2 separate regions of the Homo sapiens genome follow, and region 2 is linked to region 1. A link is a loop called in an ENCODE intact Hi-C map of the cell type or tissue named here. Cell type or tissue: PC-9. All regions are shown on one strand. Links, peaks and the distances in the headings refer to the core of each region. The heading gives the core; the rest is flanking DNA. Region 1 holds the start of LOC124902937 (a long non-coding RNA gene). Region 2 overlaps LOC105369777 (a long non-coding RNA gene).

The links. Peaks named below come from ENCODE experiments on the same cell type or tissue, not always from the same donor. Only the 100,000 strongest peaks of a DNase experiment are listed, where the experiment ranks them.
Region 2: a loop joins it to region 1, with 15 times the contacts of the local background. A loop is called at or near these places in 1 of 110 quality-filtered maps.

What each region holds. Positions count from the first base shown.
Region 1 is chr12:53,534,781-53,546,714 of GRCh38, forward strand. It overlaps ATF7-NPFF (ATF7-NPFF readthrough), which reads right to left. Exons shown (of 15, transcript NR_159377.1): 4 at 8,550-8,668; 5 at 2,635-2,772. It overlaps ATF7 (activating transcription factor 7), which reads right to left. Exons shown (of 12, transcript NM_006856.3): 4 at 8,550-8,668; 5 at 2,635-2,772. LOC124902937 (a long non-coding RNA gene) reads left to right here and starts at 586. Exons shown (of 3, transcript XR_007063316.1): 1 at 586-812; 2 at 3,426-3,560. In PC-9, for the core only: CTCF peaks have their summits at 8,831 (motif pointing right) and 9,031; no DNase peak of the experiment used is centred there; H3K27ac peaks cover 2,091 bases.
Region 2 is chr12:54,193,364-54,210,087 of GRCh38, forward strand. LOC105369777 (a long non-coding RNA gene) reads left to right here. Exons shown (of 3, transcript XR_944984.2): 3 at 7,097-8,970. Among named protein-coding and RNA genes, the nearest start is that of SMUG1, 13 kb to the left of the region's middle. In PC-9, for the core only: CTCF peaks have their summits at 8,129 (motif pointing left) and 8,334; a DNase peak (open chromatin) is centred at 8,148.

The DNA of each region.
Region 1 (11,934 bases), core at 3,935-11,934:
GACCTGATTCCATCAGGATCAGGGACCCATAACTCACTCATCCATTCAGGAGGAATGGTGTATTAAGATCTCTTGGTCATCTCCCCTTTCAGAGACAATGGCTACATAAATAAGATGACAGTTGGAATATCACTTGAAATCTCTGAAGCAGCACTGTAGTACCATATAAATTCTAGAGACTGTTATAATTTTTCACAATCTAGATACTCTCATTCTAAACTTGATACCAAGTGTCCTCTGAACTTCAGTGGGAAAAGGCAGGTATACTGGTAATGATGGTAATGAGGCAACCCAACATCTCCAACACACCTCTTAAAAAAGGGCTATGGAAGTTTGGATAATGATCATACTGTAATAAAACAAACTGCTCTCATTGTTAACTTCTTAAGATCTTAGACTGCCAGTGGTCAAATGGCCTTGACAGCATCCCCAGACAGTCTGTAGGACTTTGTTGCTGATGAAAAGGGAGGAGAGAGGCGGAGGAGGTTGCAGTGAGCTGAGATCGCACCACTGCACTCCAGCCTGGCGACAGAGCGAGACTCTGCCTCAAAAAAAAAAAAAAAAAGAAAAGGGAGGAGATGGGATGGTTGTAATGTTTATGAGAAGACAGATTTGAGAAGTTATCAAGTCAAATTTGGAGGGAAGTAACATGAGATATAGATGCTCTATCCATAGTGGATGTTAAAATTAACAACCACTGGCAGAGCAGTAGATTGAAAGAAGGAGGAAGCATGAGGGGGCTTCTGAGGTTCTAAGAAAATGTTTTTGATCTAGGTGCTGGTTATACAGACTACTGACTTCGTGAAAATTCAGTAAGTGATATAATTACAATTTATATACTTTTCTGTACATGTACTATATTTCAATAAATGTATTAAAAATAGTACTTCATGAAAGTACTTCCTTTAAAAAGAATAATCATCAGACTTCTAGTAGATACTTCCTTTAAATCACTTCTCTCTAGGATGACATTTTTTCGAAACTGTTAGATGTCCAATTTATGAATTATGTGAATTTTTCTTTCTCACTTATTAATTGAAGTATAACATACAGTGATGTGCATTAAAGTCATAACAACAAAATGACTTTTAGGCTGGGTGCGGTGCTCACGTCTGTAATCGCAGCACTTTGGGAGGCTGAAGCAAGAGAATTGCTTGAGCCTGGGAGGCAGACGTTGCAGTGAGCTGAGATTGCACCACTGCACTCCAGCCTGGGCATCAGAGCAAGACTTTCTCTCAAAAGAAAAAAAAAAAAAGATGACTTGTTACAGATGTAAAATCAGGATACAGACCATTTCCAGCACCCCAGAAAGTTCTATGTCCCTTTCCAATCCACACCATTCCTTCACAGGAGGTAAATGCTATCCTGAGTTCTATCATTGTCAAACAGTTTTGCCTCTTCTTGAATTTTATAAGTATGTACTTTTGTGTATGACTTTTTTGTTGTTGTTGGATATGTTTGTGGGATTCACTCACATTGCTGTGTAATTATTAGTTCACTTTTTTTTTTTTTTTGAGACGGAGTTTTGCTCTGTCGCTCAGGCTGGAGTGCAATGGTGCAATCTTGGCTCACTGAAACCCTGGCCTCCTGGGTTCAAGCAATTCTCCTATCTCAGCCTCCCGAGTAGCTGGGATTATAGGCACACACCACCACATCCAGCTAATTTTTGTATTTTTGGTAGAGATGGGGTTTCACTATGTTGGCCAGGCTGGTCTTGAACTCCTGGCCTCAAGTGATTCCACCACCTCGGCCTCCCAAAGTGCTGGGATTACAGGCATGAGCCACCGTGCCTGACTGATTTTTGGCTATTAAGAATACAATTGCTGGCCGGGCGCGGTGGCTCAATCCTGTAACCCTAGCACTTTGGGAGGCCGAGGCGGGCAGATCGCCTGAGGTCAGGAGATCGAGACCAGCCTGACAAATGTGGTGAAACCCCATCTCTACTAAAAGTACAAAAATTAGCCGGGCGTGGTGGCACGCACCTGTAGTCCCAGCTACTTGGGAGGCTGAGGCAGGAGAATCGCTCAAACCTGGGAGGCAGAGGTTGCAGTGAGCCAAGATCACGCCATTGCACTCCAGCCTGGGTGACAGAGTGAGACTGTCTCAACAACAACAACAACAACAAAAGAATACAATTGCTATGAACATTCTAACATACTTCTTTTGGTAGACATATGCACTAATTTCTCTTCCATATAGACTTATAAGTGAAATTGCTGGGAAGGAGAATAGGTATAATTTATATAAATCTTCTAAATATTCCTTTAAATACAATCGGTCCTCCTATAATACATACTTTTTTTTTTCTTGAGACAGTCTCACTCTGTTGCCCAGGCTGGGGTGCAGTGGAGCAATCACAGCTCACTGCAGCCTCGACCTCTAGGGCTTAAGTGATCCTCCACCTCATACTCTCAAGTAGCTGGAACTACAGGCATGCTCCACCACGCCCAGGTAATTTTTGTATTTTAAGTGGAGATGGGGTTTCTCCATGTTGCCCAGGCTGGTCTTGAATTTCTGGGCTCAAGTGATTCTCCCATCTTGGCCTCCTGAGTAGTTAGGACATACTATTTATATAATTAATGAATCAAAACTTTATCAATTAACATTTGAGATGATCCTTGGTAGAGAATTTACCTTCTCCTTCAGTGGTGGGGAACAGGGACTAGAGGCAGGGCTATCAGGTGGGGATGAGTCTACCTCCACTGGCTCTTCTTCTTTGATTTTGATGTCTGGTGTGGAAGGCAGAGACATGTCAAGGGGCCCAGCAGCAGCCTGTTGTGAAAGAAAAATGAACAGAGTTTAACCCTATGATTCCTTTCAGGTTGAATCTATATTTTCCCATTTCCAAGATAAGGGAATATGCTTCTAAGAAGTTCTGCTCTTATACAATGCACTGAACTGCATGTCAAATAAATGTGGGCCCCTTATGTTTGATTTGTTTTGTATTTTGAGGCGTAGTTTCAATCTTGTTGCCCAGGCTAGAGTGCAATGGTGTGATCTCGTCTCACTGCAACTTCCACCTCCCAAGTTCAAGAGATTCTCCCGCCTCAGCCTCCCAAGTAGCTGGGATTATAGGCATGTGCCACCACGCCCAGCTAATTTTTTATTTTTAATAGAGATGGGGTTTCTCCATGTTGGTCAGGCTGATCTCGAACTCCCGACCTCAGGTGATTCACCTGCCTCAGCCTCCCAAAGTGTTGGGATTACAGGAATGAGCCACTGCATCCGGCCAAGAAATATGGGCCCCTTATGTTTTATGTACAATTCTGGCCAAATCATTTTGTCGGTAATTCTCAGGGCTTCTGTTTCCCCAACTATAAGATGAAGATAATACCTGCTTCACCAATGGTAAACAAATATTTATAAAGACCTGAAAAAAAAGATGCCATTTAAATCCATGCAAATATTATGATAATATTTTTCAGGAAATCAAAATAATTCCTGAATCTGCTGGCCACTGGAGAGCTGTGAACACTTTCTCTGCCAACAAGGATTACCCAATTACCAAAAGCAAACAAAGACAAACTGGCTATTCAAGTACTGCAAACCAGATAGGAAAGGTATTTTCTGGGGAACTCACCATGCTTGATGGTGATCTCACCCCAAAATATGGTGCTGGATGTATCAGGTAGACAAGGGGTTTGGGGTAACAGAAAAGAAAGGCTGATCATCTGATTGGTGAAATAAATGACAACTTGGTCTTAGGAGCAAGACTGGAGAAAACCAGAAAGGAAAGAGAGCACTTTCCTGGCAGTGATGCAATCACCTCACAGAACTGTGGAGCTGTAAACGGCCTTGCAGGGAACAATAAACCATCTGAGATAATGGCCTTGACACTGAACCAGGATAGGAGGGTTGGCATTGCAGTTCAGTTTCATAACAAAGTGGATCCTTTGTTCTATCTATCCTGTATCCCAGGCTTCTTGGTGAAGCAACTGCTTGTTTCAAGATCTTCCCTTGCTACCCTAACCCTTAGAAACCTTCTTGATAGCTAGCTGAGTAAATTAAAGATAATGTGATATCTACTACATTAGAGAAGGTAGTAGTGGTTCATTTTCCCCAATCTGAGGAGGGTGAGCAACAGCAAAAGTAGCTTCATTTCTGCCTCATTTTTTCTACATAGCTAAGATGTCAGGTCCAATTTAGCTAATTCTGAGATCTCTTAAGTCAGAGACTAGTGGGAAGGAGAAGCCTCTAAGTAAATACAACCATAGATTTGAAATCCTCTAGGGCATCTCCTAGCAAAGCTGCGGTTCAGCAAAGTTCCACACTCATTAAACACTTCTGGAGACTCTTCCACTGAGCCTGTACTTCTCATTAAGGGGAAGTAAAGACCACTCCTGTACAGGCAGGAGGATACACCAAGGAATGCCCAGTGAGGAAAGGGCTGACTATAAACTAGTCTCCCAGAAGTGTCAACTGAGCTAAAATGGCAATGAAAAAGACTTGAAGCTTTTTATGGGAAGCTAATTTTCTTGAATTTGCCTATAATAAATTGGGTATAAAATCCCTCATAGGCCAAGTGTGGTGGCTCATGCCTGTAATCTCAACACTTTGGGAGGCCAAGGTGGGAGGATCACCTGAGGCCCGAAATTCTAGACCAGCCTGTGCAAATAGCAAAACCCTTTCTTGGACAGGTGTGGTGGCTCATGCCTGTAATCTCAGCACTTTGGGAATTCGAGGTGGGAGGATTGCTTGAGCCCAGGAGTTTGAGACCAGCCTGTGCAACATAGTGAGACCCTGTCTCTATGAAAATAAATTAGTCAGGCATGGTGGTACGCGCCTGTAGTCCCAGCTACTTGGGAGGCTGAGGTGGGAGAACTGGTTAAGCTCAGGAGGTGGAGGCTGCAGTGAGCCAAGATTCTACCAATGCACTCTAGCCTGGGAGACAGAGCAAGATCCTGTCAATGAATGAATGAATGAATGAATGAATGAATGAATGAATGAATGAAAAAAAATGACAAAAAGACTGTGGCTAGTTCTGCCATTTGAAAGCAGAACTACAAGACCAGGTGTGGTGGCTCACGCTTGTTATCTCAGCACTTTGGGAAGCTGAGGCTAGTGGATCTCTTGAGCCCTGGAGTTCAAGACCAGTGTGGGCAACATGGCAAAACCCCATCTCTAAAAATAAATGCAAAAATTAGCTGGGTGTGGTGGTGAGTGCCTGTAGTCCTAGTTACTCCAGGGACTGAGGCGGGAGGATCACTTGAGCCTGGGAGTTTGAGGTTGCAAGCACCATTGCACTCTAGCCTGGGCAGCAGAGTGAGGCTCTGTCTCAAAAAAAATACGAGGCCAGGCACAGTGGCTCATGCTTGTAATCCCAGCACTTTGGGAAGCTGAGGTGGGTGGATCATGAGGTCAAGAGTTCGAGACCAGCCAGGCCAACATGGTGAAACCCTGTCTCTACTAAAAATACAAAAATTAGCCAGGCATGGTGGCATGGACCTGTAGTCCCAGCTACTTGGGAGGCTGAGACAGGATAATCACTTGAACTCAGGAGGTGGAGGTTGCAGTGAGCCATCATGATCGCACCACTGCACTCCACCTGGATGACAGAGTGAGACTCCGTCTCAAAAAAAAAAAAAAAGAAAAAAAAGTAGAACTACAAATATGTGCTACTGAGTTTCCCTGCTTTATTAATTTATTTAAAGACAGGGTCTGGGCCAGGCGCGGTGGCTCACGCCTATAATCCCAGCACTTTGGGAGGCTGAGGTGGACAGATTGCTTGAGCTCAGGAGTTTGAGACCAGCCTGGGCAACATGGCAAAACCCTATCTCTACTAAAAATACAAAAAAATTAGCCAGGCGTCGTGGCATGCACCTGTAATCCCAGGTACTCGGGAGGCTGAGGCAGGAGAATCGCTTGAACCTGGGAGGTGGAGGTTGCAGTAAGCCGAGATTGCGCTACTGCACTCCAGCCAGGGTGACAGAGGGAGACTCTGTCTCAAAAAAATAATAATAATAAATAATAATAAAATAAAATAAATAAAGACAGGGTGTTGTTCCACTGCCCAGGCTGGAGTGCAGTGGTTCAATCATGGCTAACTGCAACCTTGACCTCCTAGGCTCAGCCTCCTAAGTAGCCAGGATCATAGGCGTGTGCTACCACACTCAGCTGATTTTTAAATTTTTTGTAGAGATAGGTCTCACCATGCTGCTCAGGCTGGTCTCGAGCTCCTGAGTTCCAGCAATCCTCCTGTGTGGCCTCCCTAAGCACTGGGATTACAGGTGTGAACCACCAGGCCTCGCGCAGCCCTCTTTCTGTTAGTTTAAGGGAGATAGCATAAAAAGAAACTCATAGAAATCTATGGAACTTGGAAATAACTCCAGTGATAAAGACACTATCTTGCTTTCTTACCACTTAAACTGGATGGAAAAGTCATGTATAACTATCTTGATTTACCTGCTATGTATGCCCTCTTAGAAGGAAAGAGCTCCCATGGAAATTTTTTCTTAAATATAGGGAAAAATAGAAGCGGTTCCAGCTATTCTATATTCTGATAGGATCCCATGCTTCACTATACCATGCAATTGTGAGGTTAATGTGTTTATATATATGTTTTGGGATACAGATGTTGGAATCTTTTATGATTCCAGAAAATCAGGAACACAGACTTGATTTTAAAAATAGTGACCAATAACCTAGAATTCTAATTCTAAAGTAAAATTTGATCTTTGCATTTTTCTTTTTCCCCCAAGCCCCTTATTCCATGGGAACTATCTTCCTTTGACTCTGCTTCTTCAAGTATTTCCTCTCGTCTTCCAAACTAAGGGATTATCTAGGGATCTGAACTATATAAAGGCTAAAATCAGAGAATCATAGCGCCTCAGGATTAGAAGGGATTCCAGCATTTTAATCCCCTCTACAATATCTCTACTAAGTGGTCTACATATAATTGAACATATTTTGTGACAGCTTCCACCCAGTGGTCCTACTTCTCCCTTTAGACCACATGGAATAAATGTAATCCCTCTTTTAATGAATACTCTTGAAGATCGCAATTTGTTCACACTAGATCTCTTTTCCAACCAAAATTTCCTCAATTTCTTTCTTGTTTTTGAGACAAAGTCTCACTCTGTCGCCCAGGCTGGAATGCAGTGGCATGATCTCAGCTCACTGCAACCTCTGCCTCCCGGGTTCAAGTGATTCTCCTGTCTCAGCCTCCTGAGTAGCTGGGATTACAGGCGTGCGCCGCCACGCCTGGCTAAGTTTTGTATTTTTAGTAGAGATGGGGTTTCGCCATGTTGGTCAGGCTGGTCTTGTGATCTGCTTGCCTTGGCCTCCCAAAGTGCTGGGATTACGGGTGTGAGCCACTGCGCCTGGCCTGTTTTTTTTTTTTTTTTTTTAAGAGATAGGGTCTCCGGGCCAGGCGTGGTGGTTTACGCCTGTAATCCCAGCCCTTTGGGAGGCCGAGGTGAGCAGATCACGAGGTCAGGAGATCGAGACCATCCTGGCTAACACGGTGAAACCCCGTCTCTACTAAACATAAAAAAAAAATTAGCCAGGTGTGGTGGTGGGCGCCTGTAGTTCCAGCTACTCGGAAAGCTGAGGCAGGAAAATGGCGTGAACCTGGGAGGCGGAGCTTGCAGTGAGCTGAGATCGTGCCACTGCACTCCAGCCTGGGCAACAGAGCAAGACTCTTGTCTCAAAAAAAAAAAAAGAGAGAGATAGGGTCTCACTCTGTCACCCAGGCTGGAGCACAGTGGTGCAATCATAGCTCACTGCAGCCTTGAACTCCTGGGTTCAAGCAATCTTCCTGCTTCAGCCTCCCGAGTAGCTAGGACTACAGGCATGCACCACCATGCCTGATCAATCTTTAAAACTGTTTTTGTAAACATGGAGGTCCTGCTATTGCCAAGGCTGGTCTTGAACTCCTGTAATCCTCCCACCTTGGCCTCCCAAAGTGCTGGGATTACAAGCATGAGCCAATGTGCTTGGCCACTTGATTTCTTTAAAAGTTCCCGAAGTGACATAGTTTATAGTTCTTTCACCGTCCTGGTTGATCTCCTTTGAAAGACAGTAGGAACATCCTTCTTTATCTTTAATGCTTTGAATAATAGTAGAAAGCTACTTAAAGGCAAAAACCACATATATTGAAACAAAGAAGAGTGGAAATTTGATAAATGTTTATTGACTTGCTGATTCAAAAAAACAGTGTAGCTGAGAAGTCTGATCAGCTCAGAAAAGAGTGGAATTTGGCAACAAATATGTTATCCAACAAAATCTGAGTAATTTATCACCTTTTAACATCTTCAACATATTTATAATATAAATATTTTTTAAAAAACCGATTATTAAACTAATACTCCCCTGGAAGAACAAGAGGACTAATTTTCGGTGACGACAGACTTGTGCTGATCCATCATCTGGAACTCCTAAAGACCTGAATGGCTGACTGGGATTAGTGACTACTATCTGGTTTTACTGGTTTTACTCTACTAAGCCCATGATTTTGTGTTTTAACCAATTAAGAAAATTATCCCAAAGCACAATAAAAATAGCCTAGGTCTGAATACCACCAGTTTTTTGGCAACAGTCCTGCTTCTTGCCTTTTTCTCATCCTCATCTGCAGCTTTCTTGAATTCATGTTCAAAGGAGCTAGCTAGTTCATTGAAGAGTCCCACCTCCTCACAGTTCTTCAGGAATCTAGTTGGAGTAGGCGTTTGATCTGTAGACATGAAAGAAAAGGAAACTGTTTTAGTTTTGATCTGAAATTAAAACTTGATATTAAATAGTATATAGAGAATGCATTTGTACTTTTTGATTTGGAGAGAGAGTCTTTGTGTTAGGGCAAATTTGCTTTAATGGAGCTCTAGTAGGCGAAGGCTGGTGTAGGCCACCAGAGGGTGTCTGTGTTGTGTTGCCTCAAAGCCAGCAGGGGGAAGACCGAACAGTATTTTGTTGTGTGACTATCCACGTACCCACTTTTCTCTCAGTGCTAGTTTTACCTCGTTTACCTCCAACCAAACCAAACCACCCACACAGGTGACACAGTTTTGTGAAACCTCTAGATTTGAAAACCAAGTATAGTTAAGCAATATTTTCTTTCGTAAATTTACTCCCTGCTAGGTCTGAAGTGAGCAGAAAAAGCAGATGGATGTTAAAATCTGATGAGAAGAAACTGAGGATCAGATGGTTGAGTTTGCTGACTAAAGCTACCGAGTAAGAAATAGTGCCTTGTCTTTCAGTGGTCACTGAGGTAATAATGGTCTGTTACCTTCTGAAGGATTCCAGGCAAATCTAGGGGCTGAGGAGTAAGACAGCAAGATCATGAGCTGGAAAAGGAAACTGTAAACAATAGACCTAATTTCACAGAGACCTAGGCCCAGAGCAAGTTCCTGAAACCAGGGTATTCGGATTTAGATTTGCCAGCCAAAATATGCCCACAGGGGCTGCACGAGTCTCTCCTCAACACAGTGCCTCTGCCCTTCTGAAGAGAAAGGCTCTTGGTAACCCATGGGAACTTTTTAAGCAACTTGAATTTTACATTCTCCCTCCCAATCCTGCTTTTTTAGACCTGAATCTTGTTCACAGATCCTAACTCTATTACGATGGGTTTCATTGGCATGCTACTTCAGGGATTCATCTCATACCCCAAACCGCTAGAATGAATGACAGAAATACAGAACAATGTTTAAATGATATTTTAAGGAGTGAGACCTGGGGTTAAGATCACCCCTTCTTGGCTGGGCGCAGTGGCTCATGCCTGTAATCCCAGCACGTTGGGAGGCTGAGATGGGTGTATCACTTGAGGTCAGAAGTTTGAGACCAGCCTGGCCAACATGGTGAAACTCCATCTCTACAAAAAAATACAAAAATTAGGTGGGCATAGTGGCAGGTGCCTGTAGTCCCAGCTACTCAGGAGGCTGAGGCAGGAGAATCTCTTGAACCCAGGAGGTGGAGGTTGCAGTAAGCCGAGATCACTGCCACTGCACTCCAGCCTGGGTGACAGAGTGAGACTCTGTCTCAAAAAAACAAACAAAAAAACCCAAAAACACCCCTTCTAGCCTGATCAATTGAAAATAGTCCAATGGGATTTTCCATGGAAACAGCACAATTTTTATAAAAAAATTTAAACAAAACCTCTTCTGAATCAGAGTGTTTGGAAAAGTTACCACTACTTCTCAAAAATAGTTTTAAAAGGTACTCTGGCAGCTTTGGTTGGCTAACGATAAAGCCACTTTCCCTCCATCCCTGGATGAGTAGAAGTAGTATCATCCTTTATGCTTAGAGAGTACTTTAGTAAGGGCATACCCAAAATCATAACTCAAGTGGAACAGGAGGGGGCAGCTAAGGGCATGGCTATGGCAGAGGAGGGACTTTCAGACCTTTGATATGAGGTTCAAACGAACTTCTCCTGCACCCTGCTGTTCAGGCTCATTTCTGGTTTTTTAAAGGCTCTCCTGTGTTAAACCTAATTCCTCACTTTGCAGGTGGCCTCTAACTTTCAAATGGCTCTGGTTTGTGAACAAACAGACTGCAAATATATCAGAGAACCCTGAACCTGCTCTAATGAATCCTAAAAAAATCAGTAAGTGTTTGTTTTGTTTTGTTTTGATACAGAGTTTCCCTCTTGTTGCTCAGGCTGGAGTGCAATGGCGCAATCTCAGCTCACTGCAACCTCCGCCTCACCGTAATCTCTGCCTCCCAAGTTCAAGGGATTCTCCTGCCTCAGCCTCCCAAGTAGCTGGGATTGCAGGCGCGCGCCACTATGCCTGGCTAATTTTGTATTTTTAGTAGAGACGGGGTTTCTCCATGTTGGTCAGGCTGGTCTCGAACTCCCAACCTCAGGTGATCTGCTCTCCTCGGCCTCCCAAAGTGCTGGGATTATAGGCGTGAGCCACCGCGCCTAGCCAAAAAAATCAGTAAGTTTTTACTGAATACTTTCTATATGTTTTGGTGCTACATGCATACACTTGTAGCATGCATATGTTTGGGGGAGGGGAGGGATAGGAATATAGGAGTACTGCCCAGATTTAAGACATGGCTCTTAGGCTGGGGCAGTGGCTAAGGCCTGTAATCCTGGCACTTTGGAAGGCCAAGGCAGGCGGATCCCCCCTTGAGCTCAGGAGTTCAAGACCAGCCTGGGCAACATGGTGAAACTCCATCTCTTCAAAAAATACAAAAATTGGCTGGGTGCGGTGGCTCACGCCTGTAATCCCAACACTATGGGAGGCCGAGGCAAGTGGATCACCTGAGGTCGGGAGTTTGAGACCAGCCTGACCAACATGGAGAAACCCTGTCTCCACTAAAAATACAAAATTAGCCAGGCATGGTGGCGCATGCCTGTAATCTCAGCTACTTGGGAGGCTGAGGCAGGCGAATTGCTTGAACCTGGGAGGCAGAGGTTGCAGTGAGCTGAGATTGCACCATTGCACTCTAGCCTGGGCAACAAGAATGAAACTCCATCTCAAAAAAACAAACAAACAAACAAACAAACAAAAAACAACCAACAAAAATTAACCGGTGTGGTGGTACATGTCTGTGATCCTAGTTTTTTCAGAGATTGGGTTAAGCCTGGGAGGCAGAGGTTGCAGTGAGCCAAGATTGTGCCACTGCAGTTCACCCTAGTGACAGAGCCAGAACCTGTCTCAAAAAAAACAAAAAACAGGAGAAAAAAGAAAATATGGCTTTTGGCTGTTGAAAATTAAGATGATGTTTTCTTTTCTTTCTTTCTTTTTTTTTTTTGAGACAGTCTTGCTTTGTCACCCAGGCTGGAGTGCAGCAATGTGATCTCGGCTCACTGCAACCTCCACCTCCCAGGATCACGTGATTCTCCTGCCTCAGCCTCCCGAGTAGCTGAGATTACAGGTGCATGCCACCATGCCCGGCTAATTTTTTGTATTTTTAGTAGAGACAGGGTTTCACAATGTTGGCCAGGCTGGTCTCAAACTCCTGACCTCAAGTGATCTGCCTGCCTCAGCCTCCCAAAGT
Region 2 (16,724 bases), core at 3,342-11,341, 660 kb after region 1:
TCAGCCTCGCTACCCTGCTACGCACACCTCAGCCCCAAGGCAGCACAACCTAGCTTTATGGATTATGCCTACTTAACTGGAGGAAGATGACAGCGTCTAGGTCTCCTCAACTCTGGTGTCCTCCATCTCCTGGGGCCTGGACGCCTGGGTCCCCAAGAGAGGAGCAGGAATAGGCTGGATGGGCTGATTTGCATCACTTACTTGGGAAGCAATTATCGGAGGAGCTGTCAGCTCAGTGCAGCTCTCTCCTCACTAATCGGATTTCACCAGAGCCCGGGGCTTGGGGGGGCCGAGTAATTTGGCTTGATGCAGTGGTGGGAGATGTCAGGGCCAGGAGGCCGGACAATCTGTCTGAGTGGTGTTAGAGTTGTCCAGAGCAATTATCCTGAGGGACCACACAGACATCAGATAGACAGACAGACAAGGGAATGGGACTGATCCCCAAGTCCTTTAGCAGGAAGGATGGAAGTGAGACTTGGAGAATGGGAGGAGCATCTCCCACAGGTTGAACCAAATTGAGCAACTAGAAGAGGATCAAGATGAGTCTGAGAGAGTGGCCATGGGACCAAGTGGGAGGACGACCCAAGAATCCTAGCTTCCAGCCTACTCAACACCGAGGCCCAGCCCTGCCTTGCCCTGCACTCCCAGGGAACCAGTCACAGAGCAGGAACTTGAACCTAGGGTGATTCTTCTGAGCTCTGCTCCTTCCCCTGCAATGTTCCCAAAAGACAATTTCCTTGCCTCTGGCCCTGGCTCTGTCATTTGCCTTCTCTTGCTCCTGCAGCCCTCTTGAACCTGTCCTTTCCTTCCCACCCATACTGCCCCTCTCATCTCTCTGGTGATCCCTCTCTCTGTCTCTGTCCTCCATTCCACATCTTTCAGAATAGTGGTAAGGGTGATAGTGACAATAACTAACCGTTAGTGAGTGCTTTGTCCACACCAGACACCACCCTGAGTGCTTTATGTGGATTGTTTCCTTTACTCCTCTCAGCAACACTTTGAGGGACATACTTTTTTTTTTCTTTTTTGAGACAGAGTTTTGCTCTGTCACCCAGGCTGGAGTGCAGTGGCACAATGTCGGCTCACTGCAACCTCCGCCTCCCAGGTTCAAGGGATTCTCCTGCCTCAGCCTCCTGAGTAGCTGGGATTACAGGCACCTGCCACCACGCCCGGCTAATTTTTATATTTTTAGAAGAGACAGGGTTTCACTATGTTGGCCAGGCTGGTCTTGAACTCCTGACCTCAGGTGATCTGCCTGCCTCAGCCTCCCAAAGTGCTGGGATTACAGGCGCAAGTAAGCCACCATGCCCAGCCTTTTTTTTTTGAGACAAAGTCTCACTGTGTTGCCCAGGCTGGAGGGAAGTGGCACAATCTTAGCTCACTGCAACCTTCACCTCCCAGACTCAAGCAATCCTCCCACCTCAGCCTCCCAAGTAGCTGGGACTACAGATGTGCACCACCACACCCTGCTAATTTTTAAATTTTTCTGTGGAGATGGGGGTCTCACTATATTGCCCAGGCTGGTCTCAAACTCCGGAGCTCAAGTGATCCTTCCACCTCAGCTTCCCAAAGTGCTGAAATTACAGGCATGAGCCACCATGTCCAGCTCAAGGATGTTCTGATAGCAGGTTGAAAAGAGCACTGAACTTTCAAGGACATTTGGAGCTGGGAGTCTGCCACTTGCCAGCAGTGTGACCTTAGGAAGCTCATGACCTCTGTGAACCTTGGGCTAATCATTTCGTTCTTCACCTGGAAGAGAGGATGACAATGCCTACTTCACGGGACACATGATGCATCCTTGTCTTATCTGCTCTGAGTCTATCAGATAAGCTGTGGGGATATGTCTGTTCTCTCCACCTTTCTACCTTACTGTTGAGCCTCTGCCTCTTTGACCCCCATTAATTCAGGCATGTAGCCCAGGAGTCCTACCACTCTGCTCCCTCACTGTCACTCACTGTCACTCAAGCATGTTGATTTTCCTGATGTTTCACCCTTTTCCAAGAAGTCCAGAGGACCAGCCCACGTTGGCCCCACCACTCCCTTAACAAGATTTGAGTTCTCCCTCTGAAAATATGAATAATAAAGAAACGAGGCACTAGGCCTAGAACTGAATGCAAATTGGCCCCAGTGCTCAATCCAAGAAAGAGAATGCTTGAGCTGTGGACCCAGAGAAATCCTATGCTTATTTGCATGTCATTTGCATTATATTTACATGTGATCAATTTCATGTTCAAATGCACAATCCTCCCTCCCCAGTTTTCCTCCCCTAGAATCCTCTCAGCCTCTGCCCCCATCATTCCCCACAGCCCCTGACCCTCCTCTCCTAGCCCCTGCCACAACCTTCCTCATCCTTCTCTTTCTTTCTGCCAGTCCCCAGCCCCTGGCTCCCCTGCTCTACAGGCAAGGACCCACTTGCCCAACACCCAGAATAGCGTCCTGGGGTCTCACCCCTTAGTTCAGGAGGGACATCCCTGCTTGCCCCCTCCCACCCTGAGCTGAGCAGGCGCAGCAGACAGCAAGCGCGCCTCTCAGCAAATCCCAGCCCCATTCAGCCTGGTGATTAATGGCGCTGCCCTCCCCATGAACCTGCCTTTAATACTGAGGAAGTTATGAAACCGCTATACATCAGCAGCTCCGGCCCCACTGCCCCCGCCCGCGTCCTCCTCCCCTCTAACCCCCACCCTCCAGCTCCCTCTTCAAAATCTCATCTGGGCTCCTGTCTCCTGGGCCCACCCCTCCTCTGGCCTTTGCTGGGGGGAGGAGGGTGTCTGTCCCTGCTGCCATCCCTGGTAAGGACCACATCTCATTTTCCCTTCCTCTCTCCCCCCTGCTCCGCCCTCTCTCCCTCCCCCCAACCCACGGCTGCATCTCCGGACCCATTTAGAATTGCTGACATTTTATCTGCATTACATACATCACTCCGTCCCCAGCAGCCATCTCTCATGGATTATCGGGGGGCGAGGGCGGGGTGGTCCTCAGCTTGGGGAAGTGACAGAGAAACAGGGTGGAGGTGCGGAGATAGATAGCACTTCCTCCACACGCTTTTTCCCTCAGGGCCCAATCCCCAGCCACCTGAGAGGCTGTGCAGGTGGGAGCCTAGGATAGCTGATGGCAAGGGTTGTACCCTAGCCGCCTCCTGCCAGTCACTGCTATCTCATAACATCAAAAGCCTTTTTCTCAGACCACACAGACTAAGGAAGGTCATGTTGCGTGTCTTCCTGCCATGGGACTCCTCCTCAGGACATTATGAAAGGGGTTGTTTAACGTCTTAGCAGGCCTTCTCTAATATTTTCCACACTGCCCTTTTAGGAAGTCTCTCTGAATGTCTAACCACTGTGCTCCATGCTGCAGCCATTATTGTCTTCTTGCTTTGTCCTTAGAAGGTTGAAGAGCAATATTGTTCCTCAAATGCGTTAAACCCTTTGTTAGGATGCCTGAGCAACCATAAATACAGTCACTTTTCCACACTCCTGAGGCTCATAAACATGATAGGAGGCAGAAAGTAGGGCCACCTTAGAAAGGAGGAAATTGAGACCCAAAATCAGGAGAAGGAAAAGCAAGAACCTGTCCAAGATCAGGAGGCAAGGACACAGGGGCCCCACGATCCCAGTGGGCAGTTTGCTCTCCATAGATAGTGGACAGGCAGAGGGCAATGACAGACGGAGAATTCTGGACCAACAGATAGACAGCAGAAGGGAAAGAAAGGGGCAACCAGGAGGGAGACAGGCAAACAGACAAACAAACAAAGAGCTAGACAGACAAAGGGACCGTCAGCCAGGGACAGGCAGACAGGCAAGAGAAAGCCGACAGAGGCGCTGGTACAGCATGTCCCAGGCTGGACACATGAGAAGGGCTCTCTCCGTCTGTCTCTGTCACTCAGGGTCTCTGCTGGAATGTGTCTCTCAGGGTCTCAGGCTCTTTTTGCTCACTGGGTTTGCATCTATCTACTTCCCTGGAAATCTCTGTTTTTCTTGGGCCTCTCAACAGACTGTCCCTTACCTTGTGGTCTCCCCTGTCTAAGACCCCATCCCAGTCACTCCCTCTGTCTCAGGTCATCTTTCTGACCTGCTCTTCACTCTCCCTGTCAGAGAAATTCAGACGCTTCCTGCGGGCTTTGGGAAGCTTCCACAGGAACCGAGCCAGTCCTCCCGGGATGAATGGGAGGGGCGAGGGCTCTAGCAGGGGAGGGGTGGGGAAGGAATAGCTCTTGGGCCTGGAGAAGGGAAAGAGCTGATAGGCCTGTGTCCCCAAAATCTAGCAGGCTTAGCCAGTAAGGCAAGAAGAGCCCGGGCAGGGAAGGTAAAGGGTACAGGACCCTCTGTCCTGTGGCTCAAACCCACACAAAACAGGCCTCAGGCAGTGGGTGCAGGGGTGTGAGTCACCTGCTGTTTGCATCTCATTTGCATGTTTCTGGCTCCCAGTTCAGTCTGGTCCCAAGAGGCTTGGGGGCAGGGAGGGGATCATGCACCAGAGTCCATGACTCTCACGTACCTCCTGACAGCACAAGGCGTGTTCCTGTCCTCTCCTACCTTAAAGCCAGCCTCAACCCCAAAAGTTGGCTGGACACATCATCCTCCAGACATGCCCTGCACTGTCCTGTCTCCAACTTTTGTCATGGTCCCCCGAGTCTTCCCCACTCCTCTCAATTTCGCTCAACATTAGCCATTTTTTTTTTTTTTTTTTTTTTGAGACGGAGTTCCACTCTTGTCGCCCAGGCTGGAGTGCAATGGTATGATCTCGGCTCACTACATCCTCTGCCTCCTGGTTTCAAGCAATTCTCTGCCTCAGCCTCCCGAGTAGCTGGGATTACAGGCACCCACCACCACGCCCTGCTAATTTTTTGTATTTTTAGTAGAGATGGGGTTTCACCATCTTGGCCAGACTGATCTTGAACTCCTGACCTCGTGATCCACTTGCCTCGGCCTCCCAAAGTGCTGGGATTACAGGCGTGAGCCGCCGCGCCTGGCCTAGCCATCTTTTTCTTTTTTGTTTTTTTTGAGGTGGAGTCTCGCTCTGTTGCCCAGGCTGGAGTGCAGTGATGCAATCTTGACTCACTGCAAGCTCCGCCTCCTGAGTTCACACCATTCTCCTGTCTCAGCCTCCCCAGTAGCTGGGACTACAGGCGCCCGCCACCACGCCTCGCTAACTTTTTTTTTTTTTTTTTTTTTGTATTTTTAGTACAGATGGGTTTTCACTGTGTTAGCCAGGATGGTCTCGATCTCCTGATCTCGTGATCCGCCCACCTCGGCCTCCCAAAGTGCTGGGATTTCAGGCATGAGCCACTGCGCCCGGCCGCAGACTAGCCATCATTTAAAGCCAGATACCAAGTCCTCCACTTCCATGAAGGCTTCTCTGATCACACAAACCCCAAGTGATCATAATCCTACAGCTCTCAATGCTGAAAGGCACCTAAAGAAATCAGGTCTGTCTTACCCATCTTCAGGAGATAAGGCTTCACCATCCCCGTTTTATAGATGAGGCAACCGAGGCCCAGGATCAGTTAATGTAGGTTTCCCAGAGCAGAATAGCCAGCAAGTAGGGAGGAGATGAAGGCCCAGGGCACACCTCTCCACACCCCCAGCTCCCACTGCCCCTTGTCATTCATTTAGCAGGGAGCAATGCCCTGTTCTGCACCACTCTCGCATGGCTAGTGAGCTGACCATTGGGCATCGTTGCTCCCCTTCTGGGTTGGGATTTCAGTCTCCCATGACTCCCTCGGCTTCAGCCATACAGAACTACTGCCGGTTCCCTAAATTCTCCTTGCCCTTTCTTAGCAACATGTCTTTGCCTGTGGTAATCCCTCTGACAGGACTGCCTTTTTCTCCACCCACTGCTGAACCTGGCAAACTCCAGCTCATCCCTTAAAACCCATCTCAACCATCACCTCCTCTGTGAAGCCTTTTCTGATGTTCTTCGTCAGATCCCAGCAACCTATTCAAACGTCTGAGGCAGCACTTGTCACACTGCTGCTGACACCGCAGCCTCCCTCCCTAGCCACAAGTCCTTCAAGGGCAAGGACCACCATGTGCTATTCAGCTGTCTCCCCAGGATACACACAAATACAGGCACACATTTAATTGAACCAGATTTTATTATCAACTTCCTTCCCATCCCAGGCCCACAGAACAGAAGCATCAGCCTAGTGGGGAGATCAGAAAGAAAGACTGAGAAGAAAACAACTCAGGAGATGATCGGGGGTACAGCACGTGCATTAGTGCTCTTGATCATCTCTTTCACCTAACTTAATGCTTAGTAAAAGAAGGAAGGGGCTGGGTGCGGTTGCTCACGCCTGTAATCCCAGCACTTTGGGAGGCCAAGGCGGGCGGATCACGAGGTCAGGAGATCGAGACCATCCTGGCTAACATGGTGGAACCCCGTCACTACTAAAAATACAAAAAATTAGCTGGGCGTGGTGGTGGGCGCCTGTAGTCCCAGCTACTCAGGAGGCTGAGGCAGGAGAATCGCTTGAACCCAGGAGGCAGAGGTTGCAGTGAGCTGAGATCATACCACTGCACTCCAGCCTGGGCAACAGAGCGAGACTCCGTCTCATAAAAAATAAAGAAGGAAGGAAGGGAGGAAGAGAGGAAAGTAAAGGAACAGAGGAAATAGGAAATAGAGCTGAAGGAGAAAGGGGAAGAAAGAAGGAAGGGAGAATAAAAAAAAAAAGTAAGAAAAGAGGTGGATGCAGGGTAGAAAGTAGAGCCAGAGAAGGGCCTTGTGGGAAGAGGGAGGGGAGGAAACAGGAGGAGCCAGGGGAGCGGGAGGCCAAACTTTTGACTCTGGAGCATGTCCAGCAGAGATCCTGGCCTTGAGCCTTAGTATCATTCCTGCCACCATGTTCCAATCTGGGAAATGGACACATCTCCCCTTCTCCAGGAACAAAGGAGTCTGGGCGGGAGCACCTGCTGTGCTGTGCTCCCCCCCCCCCAGAGGCCCTTTCACATCTGCCGTCTCCCAAAGCTCACCACAGCCCTGGGAAGTAGGATTTCTTATTCCACCCTTCCCTTCTGATGCGGGGATTGAGACAGAGCGGTCCGCCATGCGGCTCCAACAGGTAAGGTCTGACTCCAAAGGCCTGCTCTTCCCTTGACCCCAGGGTCCCCTCAGCATTGAAGACAGAAGAGGCAAATGACATTTCATGTCCCACTTGGAAAGTCAAGGTGCAGAAAACAGAGGGGACCAGACTCCTTCATATCCTGCGCAGCGTCATCTCCTGCCGCAAGAAGCACCCCACCTGCCGCAAGAAGCACTCCACCCGCATGACTCAGTCTTTGCCCAGTAGGTTGATGATAACCTAAGAAGCTGAAGACCTCACAGGGGCTCTGAAAGCCAACTGAAGTAGATGCAGCAAACTGTTCCATCATGTCATCCTTCCCTCTGCCTTGGGTCACCAGCCAAGGGAGGGAGTGGCTCAGGTGTTTTCCTTTCCACCCCTTTGTAAGCCCCCACGCAGATCTCCTCCCCATCCCAGAAGCCCAAGGAGCCAGCAATATCTGTGGTTCCCTGAGGTTCGGAGAGACACAGTAGCAAATAACTGTACCCAGGCCCCACTCCCCACTTCCAGGGATGTATAGCTTCGGGGTGTGGAGCACAGAGGACTTTTCCCAGAGCCTCACCCCAGATGAACAGCCAACTTCCCTTTGTTCAGCCTTCCTCAGATACTCAAACCCAGCAGCCCATGGCCTTCTCTGTCAGGAAGTCCTTCCTGATGTCTAACTTACATCTTTCCTGCTGCTGTCTATCCAGCCCTTAGCAGTGACAGGAGAGCAGTCTGAGCTCTAATGATCAGGGAATGGGGACAAGAACAAGTACTTCCCTTCAAGCCTTGGGTAGGGGAGTAGTAAGCAAAGAAAGAAGAGTGGCTCACTCAGCCTCATCTCTCCCGGCCTGTAGCAGTAGAAATGGAGGGTAGACAACTGGAAGGACTTCCTAGCCAAGCAAAGGGAGGTACTTCTGGAATAGGATTATAAAGTGCAAAGGCTGCGCCCTTTCTGATGGCCTCCCAGCCTGGCAGAGACCCTTCAGTGGCAGCTTCAGAAGGATAACCGGCACTTCCAGAAAAGCTCAGGGTGCTGGGATTACTGGGAACCCTTGCAGCTCCAGCAAAAAGAAAAACCTGGTCCTGGAGCCCCCTTGTGGCCGTGCAGAGGCAGGACAGGCAGTTCCACCTCCCACCACCACACCCGTGCTTAGAGCTGGGGCCCAGGGTTGCTGATGCAGAGGACAGGGAACCCAGGGCCCCACCTTCTGTGAGAGGCCAAATCGGCAGCCCCAGCCCCGAGGGCACCTGATCAGGAAGGAGTAGGGCCCAGAAGGAGCACTGGAAGAGGACACAGGCTAACCCCATTCTGTTCCTAATCTGCCGCTCTCCATCTGGTGACCCTGGGCACACCTCCCCACAGAGCCTCAGTGACCTCATTCATTAAAAGGAAGAAAAAGCCGGGCACGGTGGCTCACACCTGTAATCCCAGCACTTTGGGAGGCCGAGGCGGGCGGATCACGAGGTCAGGAGATCGAGACCATCATGGCTAACACGGTGAAATCCTGTCTCTACTAAAAATACAAAAATTAGCTGGACGTGGTGGCACATGCCTGTCCCAGCTACTCAGGAGGCTGAGGCAGGAGAATCGCTTGAACCAGGGAGGCGGAGGTTGCAGCGAGCCGAGATCATGCCACCGCACTCCAGCCTAGGCAACAGAGCGAGACGCCGTCTCAAAAAAAAAGTAAAACTCCCTCTGGCCCACCATTTTACCTTAAAGAAGTGTGGAAAGAACCAAATGCAATGATAATGTTCCGTACGTGAACTTGAATCATTTTTAAAACTCCTCTTCAGGCCGGGCGCCATCACGCCTGTAATCCCAGCACTTTAGGAGGCCAAGGCGGGCAGATCACCTGAGGTCAGGAGTTTGAGACCAGCCTGGCAAACATGGTGAAACCTCGTCTCTACTAAAAATACAAAAATTAGCCATGCGTACTGGTGCATACCTGTAATCCCAGCTACTTAGGAGGTAGAGGCAGGAGAAGTGCCTGAACCCAGGAGGCGGAGGTTGCAGTAAGCCAAGACCACACCACTACACTCCAGCCTGGGCAATAGAGCGACACTCCATCTCAAAAAACAAACAAACAAACAAACAAACAAACACCCTTCTTCAAATATGTGGGAAGAGTTGGGCACAGTGGCTCACACCTATAATCTCAGCATTTTGGGAGACTGAAGCTGGAAGATCACTTGAGGCCAGGAGTTCAATAAAGGCTAAGCGCAGTGGCTAACTTCTGTAATCCCAACACTTTGGGAGGCCAGGGTGGGAGGATTGCTTGAGCCCAAGAGTTCGAGACCAGCTTGGGCAACAACATGAGACCTCATCTGTACAAAAAAAAAAAAAAAAAAAAAAAAGCTAGGCACGGTGGGCGCACCTGTGTCCCAGCTACATGGGAGGCCAAGGCAGAAGGATCACTTGAGTCTAGGAGGTCAAGGCTGCAGTGAATCGTAATCAAGCCACTACACTCCAGTCTGATTGACAGAGCAAGACCGTGTCTCAAAAAATAAAATTAAAATAAAAACAAAGGTGTGGGCCAAGCACGGTGGCCCATGCCTGTAATCCCAGCACTTTGGGAGGCCAAGGTGGGCAGATCACGAGGTCAGGAGATCGAGACCATCCTGGCTAACACGGTGAAACCCCGTCTCTACTAAAAATACAAAAAATTAGCAGGTGTGGTGGTGGGTGCCTGTAGTCCCAGCTACTCGGGAGTCTGAGGCAGGAGAATGGTGTGAACCCGGGAGGCGGAGCTTGCCGTGTGAGCTGAGATCGCGCCACCGCACTCCAGCCTGGGCGACAGAGAGAGACTCTGTCTCAAAAAAAAAAAAAAAAACAAAGATGTGGAGAGAGGGGTCAGGAACTGACCCGCTACAGAATAATTCTGGACCTGCAATGGAGGGTGCAGATGGGACTGATGGGTTCTGCCCATCTAGAAACCCACCACTCCAGAGCTCCTGGAGGGAGGCAGACTAGGAGCCCTTAGAAGGAAGAGCCAAAAGGTCCCCAACACAGCCCTTCAATCCTCCACCAGTGCCTACTTTCAGAAGGTTGGGCCTGGTTGGTAAGGGCCCATTTAGCCAGATAGTGGACAGCAGATCTGGCCTGGGGCCTGAGGGCATTCAGTGCAACATCAGGGAAGCCTCAGGTGTCGGCATGCCTACTTCATAGTGTCAGTGGCTCTCCCAAGCTTGTGCACTCACCAACTCATCCCACCTACCAGCTGACCCCAGGGCCAGAGGCAGGATAGAGACCAGAGGGGCCTTCTGGAGTTCTGGGGCAAGGGCTGAGGCAAAGGCACACCGAGACCCCCAGGTATGCCTTCACCCCATGCACAGCCACACACACGGCTGGCTCCACAGATGGACCCAGCACACCCTCAGATCTCCCACACACAGACCCTCCAAGCATCCCATCCTGAGAAGATGAGGGACGGTTGGAGTGGATGGTAAGGCCACAGGGCCCAGAGCAGGGACAATGGTCAAGGCCAGGGCAGGAGGGTGCCCCAACCCATCCTTCAGCATCAGTGTGGCCCTGAGGAGCCCATGATCTCTGAGCCCCTGGCAGCACTCATGAAGAGGTCAGGGGATGGGCACAAAGTCACCCTAGCAGGGGTTTGTGGGCATGTGTAAAGGGGGGACCAGGAAGAAGAAGAGGATTATAAGCCTGGAGAGAGACCAGTCTTTCCCCTTGGATCCACACCCTTATTCAGAACTACTCACTTAGGCTATTTGGAAGTTTTTCCAGGCATCTAGCCTCAATCCTTCCTGCTGGAATTGGAGAGGATTTCTCTCTGGGAATTAATTACTCTGGCTTTTTACCTCTGTTATAAACCAAACAAAGAATTCTGAAGAGGGAAGAAGGGCAAAAACTGGTGATAGATGAGAAGAAGGGAGCAGGAGGCCAGGGGAGCCAGGAACAGCAGTGACAGTCAGAGGCAATGTCTGCAGCGCTCTCTCCTCCCCACCTACAAGGGGAGATCAGGGAATATGGACTTTCCTTGGAGAAGAAACTTGGGACAGATGACAGGGAGGACTTCTCAGAAAATAGTTGATAAGCACCTTCTCTGGAGATTAGAGGGAGAGAGAAGAGAGGAAGAGGTAGGTAAGAGCGCAGGAGATGGAAAAAGAAAGTGTCTTGTCCATCAAGAGAAGAGAAACCAACGCAGAGAAAGTGGAGGAAAACGCTATAGACCTGCAGTGGTGGGGACCTAAGATTTTAAAAGTTTAGGATTGGTCGGGTGCGGTCGGTGGCTCACACCTGTAATCCCAGCATTTTGGGAGGCCAAGGTGGGTGGATCACCTGAGGTCAGGAGTTTGAGACCAGCCTGGCCAACATGGGGAATCCCTGTCTCTACTAAAAATACAAAAATTAGCTGGGCGTGGTGGCAGGCACCTGCAATCCCAGCTACTCAGGAGGCTGAGGCAGGAGAATGGCTTGAACCTGGGAGGCAGAAGTTGCAGTGAGCAGAGATCACACCATTGTACTCCAGGCTAGGTGACAAGTGCAAAACTCCATCTCAAAAAATAAAAATAAATAAATAAATGAAAATAAAAAATAAATAAATAAAAAGCTCAGGGTTGTTCCACTTACCTTTCTGGGCTTCAGCTTCCTTCCCACAGTGGGGATAGTAAGCGCCTGTCTGGGGTCTAAATGAACGCCACTCAGTGCCTAGCACTATAAAAACTCAAGCACAGTGGCTTCCCCCAAACTGCAGCCTGACAGAGCAGGAAGGGCCCTGGGTGCCCCCTTAGCCTTCTGGAGGGGTTGTAGGAGGTCCGCCAGCCTTCTGCCTCCACTACCCATCACCTGGCTGCCCATTAGAATCAGGCAGGGCTCAGGGGACCAAATGCTAGGTCCTGACCCCAGGACCTCAGAGCAGTTAGATCAGAGGGGTCGAGGAATCAGAATTGTAATGCTCCCAGGTGCTTCTAAGTCATCTCCTGAGAACTCCTGGCTTAGCCTCATGCTGTCATATTTCAAAGTACAGAAATGAGGCCAGGAGAGGCAGAGAGAGCAACCTGCCCAGCTCACCATCTACAGACCAGAACCCCCATGTGCAGGAGGGGGTTAGTTAGAGAGGGCAGGGAGGCATCTCACTCCTCCTCCATGCCTCCTCAGCTCCTGACTCCAGAAAAGGTCTGTCTGGCCTTTCCTCTCTGTCTGGTGCTGCTGGGACCTCCCTCCCACTCTGGCCCATGGACAGAGCCCTCCTCTTTCAGTCACCCAGACCTGAGGTGGGCTCAAGCTCTCATGGCCATCAGAGCACCTCACACATAGGCAGTGCTCAGTAGGCATTTATGGGATGAACAACTATCGGGTCTCCACCCAGGGGGCAGGAACTTTCCTAAAGTACCCAGGAAAAGGCTAGGAAGAGAGCTGCTTGCTCCTATTTTCTCCAGTCTGAGTCCCAGCTGAGAGCTGAGATACCGTCATTCCCTCAGCCACCTGAGCCCCATCTGGGGCCAGGAGAGCTGCAGGACCCAGCTCTGCACGCCTGCTCTGTGGTGTGGTTGCCCTGGTAAGCAACTTGACGAGCAGCTCGTTCTCCAGGTAAATGTGAGGCCAGCAGACCTCCCAGAAGGACAGACAGTATCATCGGCATGAAAAGACCAAGGGTTGTGAACACTCCACTACACTCCCAGCTGAAGGCCAGGGGAGAGATTAATCTGAATGCTGCCACTGAATGCAGGGGGGAGGTTCTAGAGGCCCCCATCCAGTCTGGCTCCTGCAGAAGGTCCATTCCCACAGCCTGGATGAGCCCCACTTTCCTGTTCTAGGACCTCTCAGACAGGGAGGTCCCCTCTGTCAGCCTCTGGGTGTTGTCTGTCCTAAAGGTCTCCTGCTGAAGAAAGCCAGGCTCAGGTCATGGGAAGGTCGGATTGAGCTGGAGAAAGGGATAGTGAGCTGGCCATGCAACTGGTCAATGACCATTCAAAATCACACCTGTGACTCTGAGTCCTGGAGGGCTGGGAACAGAGTCAACCAGAGAACAGAGATGAGATGAAATGCCAGGGCTGGGAGAGTAGAGACAGCAAGAAGCAGAGGAGGTGGGGAGGAAGGAGGGAGAACCCCAGACAAACAGGATGAGGCCAACAAAAGGAGTGCAGCCTGCTCCCAGGTGCCTCAATGGTGGTGGCGCACCCCTGTAGTCCCAGCTACTCGGGAGGCTGAGGCAGTAGAATCACTTGAACCCGGGAGGCGGAGGTTGCAGTGAGCTGAGGTCACGCCACTGCACTCCAGCCTGGGCGACAGAGCGAGACTCTGTCTCAAAAAAAAAAAAAAAAAAGAAAGAAAGAAAAAAGAAAAAAGAAAAAAAAGAGGGAAAGGAAAAAGGAAATGCAGCATCTCAGGCCCTGCCGCCAGACCTACTGAGTCAGAATCTACATTTTGACAAATCCTAAGGTGATGTAAAGTTTCAGAGCACCAGACCAGTGGATGATTAAGTGCATGGGTTTAACATAGAGCCCCCCAGAGCTCTGATAGAGGCCTGGTCCTTCTGCTTACTAGCTGAGCTTCTGTTCATTCATCTGCAAAGTGGAGATAAAACATATGCCACAGGGTTATTGTGAGCAGCCAAGATCAAATGAGAAGTGCTGGGCACATGCTGAGCATTCCACAAGCAGCCAGAGGTGGTTACTGGGGGTATGGCTAGCACCATCACATGGGATCCATCCTGCTTAGTACTCGTCACTGGGTTGGGATGGCCTGGTTGCCTGCTGGCTGTGCAGTCTTGGACAAGGTCCTCCACCTTTCTGTGCCTCAATTTCCTCATGGGTACAATGAGAATAGCTAGAGTGCCTCCCTTGAAAGATCGATGCGGGATTAAGTGATTAAATGATCTGATGCGTGACAACGACTACATGTGGTCTACAAAGGTTGGCCACAATAGTAATCACAGCAGCTTTCACTATCATTACAAGAGCCCCAATCTCCAGACACCTGGATTCTAGGGAAGGTAGTGAATATCCTTCATTCAGCTGGTCAGTTGGGCCATGAGGAAGAGGCTGGTGCAGAGACAGGGAAGCCAGAGAAGGGGAGGACAAGGCCTCTTCCAGGAGTTAGCCCCAGCAGTGGAGGTGGGGGGAAGCAGGCACTTGTTCTGAGACCTGGGTTTCTGTGTGGTACAGCAGACACACCCACTTCTCATCAACTCAGAGATGCACACCAGTAAGAATGGTGCAGTAACCGTCTGAAAGCTCGGCCATGAGCTCACCGTGCAAGCCTGAACAAGCACGTTGCCCTCCCTGGGCTCGGTCTCCCCAGCTGAAGATAAGGGGATTGGCCCATTAGACAATCTCTGAGTCCTTTGGGGCCACAGGACGCTGATTTGGTGGTCCTGGTACATTCTAAAACACACAACTGCCCCTGTACATGTCACAACATGGGTAACAAGGCAAGACACCCCTTCCCCACCTCATCCTCACACACGGAAGCACGGGAGCAGGAGCGAAGCATCTGGGAATTAACCTAGACACAAAACCACTGGGCCCTTCCCATCGCCCTCCTCGGCCTTCAGCAGGGCCAGGTGAGCGCACACCCCTTCCTGGAGGTCACAGTCTGGGCATCTGCTTCCCTCTGCTGGCCAGAGAAGGGATGGCAGCCTGGTCTGCAAAGCTAGACTTGGGGGCCTGGCCTGGTGGGAGGTGGGATGTCCAGCATTCATCCTGTCCTTAGAGTCGCACCACCAGCCGCCTCCTGGACCTAAGTGAAGGCTGTGAAAAGGAATAAGTAGAGGAAAGCCCACCAGCTGACCCAGATCTCTCTGCAGGGAAGAGAAACCGGAATAAACAGACACACTAATATTTATTACATTAACAGACAATTAGATCGCATTTAATATGACTCAGGCACTGTCCTAAGTGCTTTACAGATCTTACCTCATCTAGCCTCTGAGATAGGTGCCGCATTATTCCTCATTTTACAGATGAGGGGGAATAAGATAGAGGAGCCCCAAAGTTACGCAGCCAACAGATTCAAGTGGGTGCTGCGCCACCTCCCAGAGAGGAAGGGGCCAAGAGAGACCAGGTAGGGGTGGAGACACTTAGACACAGCTACAGAAACATGACAGAAGTCTCTAGAAGAGCAGAGGAAGATGGGGGGAGAAGTGGGAGCAAAGGAGGTGGGGGAAGGGGAAAAGAGAGGGCAGCAGGATGGCTGGGAAGAGGGAGGGAAGGGAGGTGGGCTCCCTTTTGACCCCAGGCCCCAAAGATGCTATCAGGCCAGACCCACCGGAAAATCCTTCCTAGATCCCTCCACATTCCAGCTCTGCTGGGCTGGTTTTACAGCCTCATGGTGCAGCCGGACACTGTTTATGGCAGCTCCATTCTCTGCCCCTTGTCTCCAGGCCCCAAAGGCATCTGGCCAGGCTGGGGGAGGCTTGTGGAGGCAGGGGTCCCCCGCCCAGCTTCCCAGCCCCTCCTTTGAACCCTGCTGGGTGCCAGAAGGAGGGGGCTGCCTGGGCACCACAAGGGCCCCTTCCAGGCTCCTTACATCGAGCCTGGGAGGGAGGGGGCCGACTCCCCCAGGCATGGGCCACCTCGAAAGGACCACTGAATCCCACCTCTGCCAGTTCCTGGCTGCGTGATCTTGGGCACATGATTTAGCATGATTTGACCTTCCTCAGCCTCAGTTTACTCTTCTGTAAATTGGACATAATAGTTCCTCATGGTTATTTTGAGAATTTGACATATATATATATAATAATTTTTTTTTCAGATGGAGTCTCGCTTTTTTGCCCAGGCTGGAGTGCAGTGGCCCAATCTTGGCTCACTGCAACCTCCGCCTGCTGGGTTCAAGTGATTCTCCTGCCTCAGCCTCCCGAGTAGCTTGGATTACAGGTGCGCGCCACCACGCCCAGCTAATTATTGTGTTTTTTAGTAGAGACAGGGTTTTGCCATGTTGGCCAGCCTAGTCTCGAACTCCTGACCTCAAGTGATCGGCCGGCATCGGCCTGCCAAAGTGCTGGAATTGATTACAGTAGTGAGCCACTGCGCCTGGCCATAGAATGCCTGTGTTCTAAGGAAAGGATGAATGGAAGAAGAGAGATGAAGGGAAGATCCTAAGAAGGGCTTAGCAGGGATGCAGGGCAGGGTTAGCTCAGGGGAAAGGAGCAAGAGAAAATAGAAGACACCTCCTTTCCAGCGGTGTCCTAGCCTGATAAATACTGGGGAGGGGGAGGACATGGAGATGGAGGAATATCTGGGATGCCCCTAGAGACATACAGAAAGGAGGGCCAGGCCGGGCGCGGTGGCTCACGCCTGTAATCCCAGCACTTTGGGAGGCTGAGGTGGGTGGATCAAGAGGTCAGGAGATCGAGACCATCTTGGCTAATATGGTGAAACCCCGTCTCTACTAAAAAAATACAAAAAATTAGCCAGGCATGGTGGCGGGCACCTGTAGTCCCAGCTACTCAGGAGGCTGAGGCAGGAGAATGACCTGAACCTGGGAGGCGGAGCTTGCAGTGAGCCGAGATCGCGCCACTGCACTCCAGCCTGGGCGACAGTGCGAGACTCCATCTCAAAAAAAAAAAAAAAAAAAGAGAAAGAAAGAAAAAGAAAAAGAAAGGACGGCCACCAGGGATGGGAGGAAGATGCCCTCCACACATGCACTGAGGGCGAGAAGAGGTTAATTGAGTCTGTCTGCAGGCAAGATAAGGCTCCCACAGAGCTGGAGCTAGTTCCCTGGAGT